2 separate regions of the Homo sapiens genome follow, and region 2 is linked to region 1. The links are chromatin loops, found by intact Hi-C in ENCODE. Cell type or tissue: HCT116. All regions are shown on one strand. Each heading gives the region's core, and the rest is flanking DNA. Links, peaks and the distances in the headings are about the cores only. Region 1 overlaps CACNA2D2 (calcium voltage-gated channel auxiliary subunit alpha2delta 2). Region 2 has its middle 22 kb from the start of CACNA2D2.

Region 1 (4,383 bases), core at 309-4,308:
CCCCAGCCCAACCAGTGCCCCATCGGGCACATTTCAGGGCCCTTTTGTCCCCACCTCCCTCTTCACTGTCCCACTCCTTCTCCTGAGGTTGGGCCTAATCAAAGCTAATCAGAAAATTATGAGCTGTCTGATTACTGATTAGATTCCTAATGTTAATAGAGCTGAGAAGGGCCCGCTTAGGCTGTGTTTTAGGAAAAAGTATAAAAATAACATCATGGGAAGGGAGCCTGGAGGTTGGGCTGGGACTCAGGCTCTCTTGTTCTAGCTGGGGTGGGGTCTCACTCTCAGCTTTCAGGTGGGAATACATTCCCATGCAGGGGAGCTTCCTAGCACCCTAAATTCTTCCAGTGACGGTGCCATTCCAGGCAGCTCTTCCTGTAGAGGCCTCTAGCAAGTTCTCTGCTCAGGGCAGTGGGACTGAATTGCAGTGGGAAGAAGTTAGGTGGACTATAAAGAAGAACTTACTGCTGGCACCCCACGTAAGAGCAGGGCTATGTCTGTAATGCTCACTGACCTCCTCAGGCCAGTTTACTGCACACAGTAGGTGCTCAGTAAACATGTGTTGACAGGAAGGAAGGAGAGTCATATCAACCTCTTCCCATGGGAACTGTCACCCTCCCATGTCCTGCCCCTGAGCCATGGTGGGCATAGAGGCATCTGAGAAGGCTTCTTGGAGGAGGATGTTGGGGCATGTCAGGAGAATGCACTGATCTGGCACCAGGGCAGGGGTGCTGAGCTCCCTGGGGACTCAGCTCCTGGCTGACCTGGCCAGATGAGGCACTCCTGTCCACCACCCTCTGCCTCTCATTCCAGCAGAGCCCCGGGGACTTCTGCTAATAACCATGTTATTACTGACCTGGCAGCAGCTGGGTGGGGCTAATGGGTAACATTTTCACAAGGTCCAGAGTGGAGTTGTGGTCCTGGAGAGCAGACTTCAGCAGTTCAGACCCCAGAGGCTGCCCCTCGCATGCCTCTTCGTGGAGAACACAGTGAGGCCTGTACTTAGATTCAGCCTCACCCCACTCACACCTTCACCCCCCACACCATCTTGGATCCCTATTCTCTGTCATCAGTACCATTTCTGACCGGGTTTCTGCCATCTCTATCCCAATGAAACCCAGGGCCTCCAAACCAGCAGATCCCCAAGGGCAACTCCTGATCCACCCCCTGACCCCTTGACTGTGATGGGAGCCTGAGGTCACTTAGCATTTCCTCACTGAGCTGGCTTGCCCAGCACTGGGGCCACACAGATCCATGAATCAAGTCCCTGCCTTCAAGGGACCACATCTGGGAGGGAATCAGGCACATGCAGTGATGGAAACCCCAGGGCAATTGTGGGAACCCAGCCCTACAGGGCACCAGGATTCCTGGAGGAGGCAGAAGAGCAGTGGCTCCTACAGGATGAGGAGGAGCTAGCCAGGGGAGGGGATGAGAAAGGACACTCCAGGCTTGGGATACAGCACAAACAAGGCTTTGGAACCGCAGCATGGCAGGAAGGCAAACTTCAATGTCAGTGTGGTAGAAGAGAGATGAGGTTGGCAGAGCCTGGTAAAGGATAATGTTAGGAAGGGAGGAGTGGTCCAGGCATCCGGGAAACACAGACAGGTCACAGAACTTGATGGGGAAACCTGAAGGTGTGGGGGCTGGGGCAGATGAGTTCATGATAACCAGCTTTGGTTGGGAGTCTGAAGGTGGGTTGCAGGGCTTGGGAGAGGTCTGGTCAGGAAGGCAAGGAAGGGGTCATGGGAGTAGGGCTGGAAGCCAAGCAGGGCTGCAGGGGGGTAATGAACAAGATCTCCAGCGAAGTTGGTGCTGAGGAGAAGGGCAGCCCGTTGGCATAAACTGAAGAAGAAAACAGGTCAGGCCAAGTTTAGAAGGCCCTAGAGAGAAGCTGAGTTTGGGGGAGGGGGAACCAGTCAGGAGGCCCCTGGAGTGAGGTAAGGGAAGGAGCAACCCAGAACCTGGAGTTGTGTCTCCAGTTTCCAAAGTGAGTCCCCATCCCGTTCGCTGTCTATGCCCTGCTCTCCATCCACATCCTCACAGCCCTGGGAGGGGCCCTGGCAGTGTTTTGGTCCCTCCCTGTTATAGATGAGAGATCAAGGTACAGAGAGGTGAGGGCAGTGCTCCCCAAATTATGTGCTGGGTCAATTGCCAAGCCCTAGGAACTTGGGTACCTTGGCCTCTGTGGCTGGACAAGGGAGGAGGGCACTGTCACACTCAACGACCACCCCCGTGCCCACACATATCTCTAGAATGGGGACTGATGAGGGGACAGGAGGCAGCACCATGCCCCACAGAGCACTCAGATAAGGATGTGTCCCTGCTCCCCTAGCCAGAGTGGCCGACGGCCCCTGGATGGGTACCCTCACCCAATGCTATCTGCATGGTTTTTTCTAAGGATGAGAGAAATGTTGATGAATTATGGATCATAATTTAGGGGGAGGGAAACTGACACAAAACTGGCAGAATTCTGATAAATTCCACCTGGGTTGCCAGGGACTGACTGACCTGCAGAAATGGGTAAGTTTCATGCTGGGGTGCCAGCTAGGTTGGTGGATTCCCACCCGTTTGAGCCCCTGTGGGATGGGGCTGAGCAGGGCAATATCTTGGAAAGAGCCCCAGCAGCCTGGAGTAGCCTTCAGCTCTGGGTTCCTTGAGGGTGAGGTGCCTTCATATGGCTGGGCTCTGAAGCCACAGTTCAAATGTGGACCTGAAGCAGTTTGTTGCATGTATTGGTTTATTTCTCATTGGGGCATCTCTTGCAAGTGCTCAACAGGAGACCTGGGAGCTCAGCAGGGGACTGGGTAAGGCAGAGACCTGCAGCCCTGAGACCAGACCTTTCCTGCAGCACGTGGTTGTCCAGGTCCACCCACACGTCCTCCTGAGTCAGCCTGCTGCTGCAGAGTAAAAATCTCTAGAGGGTGGGTTTCACTCCCATTTCCAGAAAACTGGTCTGTAAATTCAAGCTGGTTTCTGCAAATGCTCAGCCCAGCCACAGAGGCCCCTTGCCTCACCCTCTCCCTGTTCACACTGGACACATTTGGCTCCTGTCCCAGGACACACCCGACCTCTTTCTGTATTGATTGTGGTTCCAGTTTAAAGCAAAAAAGCAATGAAAGCCAGTGGAATACTTGTTACCACCTGTGAGTGCCACTTCCTTTACTTCCTTGGGAAGGGATCCCAGAGCTCATGGCCTTCCTCCTCTTGATGTTAAAACGTCCACTTTGGCCGGATGCAGTGGCTCACAACTGTAATCCCAGCACTTTGGGAGGCCAAGGCAGGCGGATGACTTGAGGTCAGGAGTTCAAGACCAGCCTGGGCAACATGGTGAAACCCTGTTGCCACATGGTGAAACTAAAAATACAAAAATTATCCAAGCGTGGTGGTGGGCGCCTGTAGCTACTCGGGAGGCTGAGGCAGGAGAATCGCCTGAACCCAGGAGGCAGAGGTTGCATTGAGCTCAGATCGCACCACTGCACTCCAGCCTGGGCAACAGAGCAAGACTCCATCTCAAAAAAAACAAAACTGAAAATAAAAATAAAACGTTCACTTTTTGGTAACATAACAGTAATAAGAGAGAGTGGGAGTTTTTTTAAGTGTCCTCTCTTGGCAAAATACAACATAGCAAGGATCCTTGGGAGCCCAGGATGTTCTGGGAAATTCTGTCTGACCTGAAATTCCAGCATCTGGGATACCAGGCTCCCCACCCTGGCTGGTCACAGTCATTCCCTCTGCTTCTCCATCACAGGCCACCCCTCATTTCTTCATATTTTTCCTAGGAAATTGAAGCACAGCCTGCCCCTTCCAGGCTGGACTGAGGGGGTGCAGGCACTGATTACCAAGCCTGTGACACCCACAGGGAGGTGTCAAGCCTGGACTTGGGTGGAGTGGCGGCTGCCCTGCTGCAGAGGGAGACCACAACTCGAATGAGTTTTTCCCTGTTACATGGATTCTGACCTTTTTTAAATTAAAAAAAAAATCCATTTTACTAATTTTTTTTATCAATTTGCAGAAGACGCATGAGTCCTGTGAGGGAAAAGGTCAGGGAGCCTGTTGCTGCCAACAGCGGTGATGGCCTCCCATGCCAGCCTTCCCCTGAGGCACCCTCTGTGCCAGAAATGTTTATTTTCCTTGCAGGCTTCTGTTTGCTGGAATTGTGGTCTGGGGTTTCAGTGTTTTTTGTTACTCTGGTGGTCATTTTATCTTTAAGGTGTAAACATGGTTAATACAAAAAGAGTAGGTTTGAACCTTACGATGTGCCATGGGCCAGGCGCGGTGGCTCACGCCTGTAATCCCAGCACTTTGGGAGGCCGAGGCAGGAGGATCACTTGAGGTCAAGAGTTCAAGACCAGCCTGGGCAACATAGAGAGACCTTGTCTTATA
Region 2 (4,383 bases), core at 107-4,106, 120 kb before region 1:
GCATGGGGTCCGGGTGCAGGAAGAGGGGACAGAGGAGGCCCGTGGACGTCAGCACTTGAATTTCCACCTGCCATAGCCCATTCCCATCCTTGCACCCACTCAGGCCCCACTGCTAGGGGCAGGCACAAAGAAAACGATTTTCTCCAGTTAAGGCCAAGCAGGAGATGGAGATGGTGAGAAGGGAACTTCAAGGTGAAATCTGCCAGTATGGCCCCTGGGCTGGGCAAGAGAGGAGCTCAGAGTGGGCAGGGGGCTAAAAGGAGGAGGTTCAGAGGCTCTGGGGTATGGGAGCCTGAGAGAAGGAGGGGTGGGGGAAAGGCCACCTTGGGGGCCAAGTTGCAGGGAGATGAGGATGACTCAGGGACATCAGGGACGGATGAACACATTGAGGAGAATGCAGGCATTGAATAAGGAAGGGGCTTCCAGGCCTGGTCCCTGTGAGGCCCTTGGGGAGACACCCACTCCAAGCACCTCCTGAGTCCTAGAGTTGTCTTCAGCATGGGCATACAAAGGCAGCTGGATATGGGTTGCAGGTTCAGGGAAGCCTAAGTGTTGAGAGGCCAGGGCTAGACCTTGGCCTCGAGTGCCAGTAGAGAATCAAACATAGCCAGCCACAGGGATGCTGAGCAGGACGGTGGCTGGGGGGGTTCCTGGCACCAGAGGCAGCTCCCCTCCCACCTTGAAGAAGGCAGGCATCTTTCAGACCAGAAGCCTGGTGCCAGGTGGGAACCTTCACCAGAGGAGGTGTTGCCAGTCAGGGGCTCAGGCCACAGTACACTTGGGCCCACTTGCTGATGGAAGAGCAGGTACCAGAGTGAAGGCCATGCTGAGGCCATGCTGGGGCCCATCCAACTGAGCAACTTCAGTGCCCTGTCCTGCCAGTTTGAGGTCAAGCAGGACTGGGCAGCAGGCTCGGGATGAGGGAGCAGCTTGATGAGTGGGTCCAGGGGCTGCAGGTTGGGGCAGGTGCTCCTGGGCCTGGTGAGGAGGTGCCCTTGCTCCAGGAACCCCTTCCACCTCCAGCAGGAGCCAGGTCAGGCCCTGTCCAGCTACCCAGCCCTTGCTGCGCCCAGTTCATCTGCCCCTCATGTCAAGTGTGCCATAGATGACCCTGCTGAGACCCCCTTAAGAACAGGAATAGGCACCCAGCATGGCTAGCCTGGAGCCTCCCTCCTCCCCATGTCTGTGGTGGTCAAGTAAAGGGCCTGGAGGCTGTTGCTGGGAGTGGGATGCCTTTTTAGTGTATTTTGCTCATTGAAGAAACAAATGGGTCCCCCAACCAGAGCCTCTAGAAAAATAGCTGTAGCTTCAGAATTGCTTTGGCCCCTCCAAGAGGGCAGCCTGGGGGTCCAGGTTGTGTGTGGTGGAGTGGCAGGGGAGGTGAGAGGTGTGTATTTTCTGCCACTCTGGCCCTTATTAGCCAGCCCTCCCAGGGGCTCATATCTGTTCCCTTAGGCTTGACACCCCTTATGCTCTGAGTGTCTTCCCTGCCCCAGTTCAACCCTGCAGGCCCAGGGGTACAGGGTTGCTGACTGTACTCCTGGCCTAGGCCTTCAGGTATGTGGGTCTGGGGTCTGAATCAGACTCCAGTGAGAAATGCCACCCACTGGGGAAACATCACTGTGGAGGTGGTCCGTCTGCCAGGCAGTCAGGGGCTCTGTCTATCCATCAGTCTCTCTTTCCACTGCCCTGGCTGAGGCAGCCTTGGAAAATCTCCCTAACTTTCTTGGTGGGAGAGGCAAGGAAGGGGGTCAGGAGGGACCAGAAGAGGAATGTTTGCAGAGGGGAAACAGAGGGTGGGGCAAGCTGGGCTCTTATGTCGGCTGTTGGCCTCTCTCTGGGTCCCAGACTCAGGTAAAGAAGGAGGGGCCCCTGACCCTGCTGCGGGGAGGGCAGGATGGGTAGCAGCCCTCTCACCTGGTAGATGGGCCTCAGCACCATGGAGAGTTCCCACAACCCTACCAGGCCCCAGCCTGAGCCCAGCCACGTGTCTGCTGAGTCAGTGCCTGGGGTTCCTCCTGCGGAGTTTCATGGCTATGCTGCCCACAATGGGTGGGGCCCCATGGTTCCTGTGTTTCCCCCACATTGGCCTGGATAGGCCAAGACCTCAGGAAGGACCAGCGTGTTTGTCGACAGACTGGATGATGTTCTCCAGGCTACCCCTACCATGCCCCAGCAGCTCCTGGGTCCCAGGGACCATCTTCCCACACTCCACTTCCTCTCAAAGTTTTAATTTATCCAAGCCATCCTTTCTTCTCCCTGAAGAATCAACATTTTCTCTGTCTTTTGACATTTATTTTATTTTATTTTTACATGCGGCCTCCCAAAGGCTGTAATTTATGGCTAATACCATGCAATCAGAGACAATGGCTGGGTGCCTGTGAGCAAGAGCAGGCAGGCTCCCTGCCAGGTGCCCCTGCCCCCACCACCACTCTCAGGGGTGCCCGTGACTGTGAGGCCTCTGGGTACAGAGTCCATGAGTTAAGACCTCAAGCCCTTATCTGGAGGACACAAAGAATAGGTTCCCAGCTGCCCTGAAGCAGCCCAGTAGTGTGGGGGCTTCTGTGGGGAACTAGTCTGGGTGGAGGGGGAGGTGGGATGCTCAGGGACTCCCTGCTGGGATGGCCTCAGCTGCAGAGAAACCCCCAGCTGAGGTGCCAAGAAGATGCCTCTTGGCCCGCACCTCCTCACTGCCTCCCTCCCCCCGCCTCTGCTGTGCTGTGCCCGCGTGGCTCCCACGCTGTAATCTACAGTGCTGTTACTCTGTGTCAGTGATTTAAATCCTCTGATGGAGCTGGTGACAGCTTAAATGGCTGCCATCCTCTCCCGGTACCCGCCAGGTCCTGATGAGGCCCCATGGGGGGAAGGAGGGTTAGCCAATGTGGGGTTCAGACAGTATTTTCCAAGCTTGAGGGTGGCCAGGCTGCTCTTCCTTGCCCCTCTAAAGGGGAGGGAATGAAGCATTCCCTCTCCTTCCCCTCACCAGTGATCAAGGAGGGAAGATAAAATCCTCCATAAATCCCCCAGAAATGGAGTATCTGGAGCATGCTCAATTCTACCTGCCCACAGGTGAGAGACGCAGGAGCGGGGGCCAAGGATCGAGGCACCCAGCAGCCCATCTCTGCAGCCCTGTGGCCTGTGACAGCCAGAAGCAGGGCAGGCCTGAAGCTCAGCTGTGCTCAGACCCTGCCCCAACCTCACCAGTCACCTCCAATTATGTTGATGCTCAAACCTCAGCCCTCCCAGGGCCTCCTTCCTCTTCTGGAGTCCTCTCCTCTGTTCAGATATTTGATCTCCAGCGCAATCTCTGTTCTGCTAATGGGGTGGGGGTGGGGATATCGTACCTATGAGGAAACAAAGGTACACAGTGGCAGAGCTGGCTCAGGTCACCCAGGAGTCATTGGCAATGCAAGCCCTGGCCCCCAGCCCCTGCCTCGTCCTGAGTTTCTTGGAGGGTGTGGGCATCTCAAGAGTGGGGCTGGAAGCAGGTCCAGAGCAGGGCACTCAGCTGGGGGCAGAGAGCAGAGCTGGCAGGTCTTGTTGCTGGATGGGGTCTCTCAGACGAGATCAGGCACGTTCAGGGTGGCATGGCCTTAAACTGGATGGGGTCGTTCAGTGCTGGATCAAGAGATCCTATGAGGGCTCAGCACTGCCTGGTCCTCTGGCTCTGAGGTCCTGGACCCTCCCAATAAACCCACAGAAAGAGTGGCCTGCCCAATCCGGCAAGGTCCAAGTCTCGCGTGGGAGTCTCGTGTGGATGGGGCTTGGGGGTACCAGGTCTCAGCTCTGTTGGGGGATGTCAGAGACGAGACCTGGCTTTTCTGAACCCCATGTCTTACACCACATGCATTCCCGGGACATTGTTCATGACTCTGTGGAGCTTAAGTCAAATGCTTTGCATCCCCAAATCCAACTGATTCATAATTACAAGGAGCAAGTCTGTCTTTAGTGTAATGTGTTTAGGAAAACTGGTGGATTTAATTTCAGGCCTCTACTTTAATGATCTTCCCCCAGTCTGGGCAGGAATACCCAGAGGGCCCCACCCAGATTTGGGGAAGGTCATTAAAGCAGAAGCCTGAAGAAGGGTGGGTGGAATTCAGAAGAAAGGCTCGTGGGAGAGGGTAGGTATCCAGTCAGAGGGAACCAAAAGAAGCAGCCCCTGACGGGGAGCCAGACTTTGCCCTGATGGCAGAGAGGGAGACAGGTGATGTGACAGAGCTCCCGCCCAGGAGGGGCAGACACAGGTCTCATGACCTCCTTGTCCTGTGTGAGGAGACAGGACCCCTTTCGCTAGAAGTGGAAACTGAAGCTCAGTGAGTTTAACTAACTTGTCCAAGGTCAGCAATTTGCAAGTGGCTGAGCTATGACTTGAGCCTGGGTCCT

Evidence for each region. Peaks named below come from ENCODE experiments on the same cell type or tissue, not always from the same donor. Only the 100,000 strongest peaks of a DNase experiment are listed, where the experiment ranks them.
Region 2: it touches region 1 in a loop (2.2-fold over the local background); 1 of 110 quality-filtered maps calls a loop at or near these places.

What each region holds. Positions count from the first base shown.
Region 1 is chr3:50,400,856-50,405,238 of GRCh38, reverse strand. All of the region lies in intron 3 of CACNA2D2 (calcium voltage-gated channel auxiliary subunit alpha2delta 2), which reads left to right. Among named protein-coding and RNA genes, the nearest start is that of TMEM115, 44 kb to the right of the region's middle. RefSeq lists an enhancer at 4,019-4,383. In HCT116, for the core only: no CTCF peak of the experiment used is centred there; no DNase peak of the experiment used is centred there.
Region 2 is chr3:50,523,778-50,528,160 of GRCh38, reverse strand. No RefSeq gene overlaps it. Among named protein-coding and RNA genes, the nearest start is that of CACNA2D2, 22 kb to the right of the region's middle. RefSeq lists an enhancer at 2,154-2,791. In HCT116, for the core only: no CTCF peak of the experiment used is centred there; a DNase peak (open chromatin) is centred at 1,980.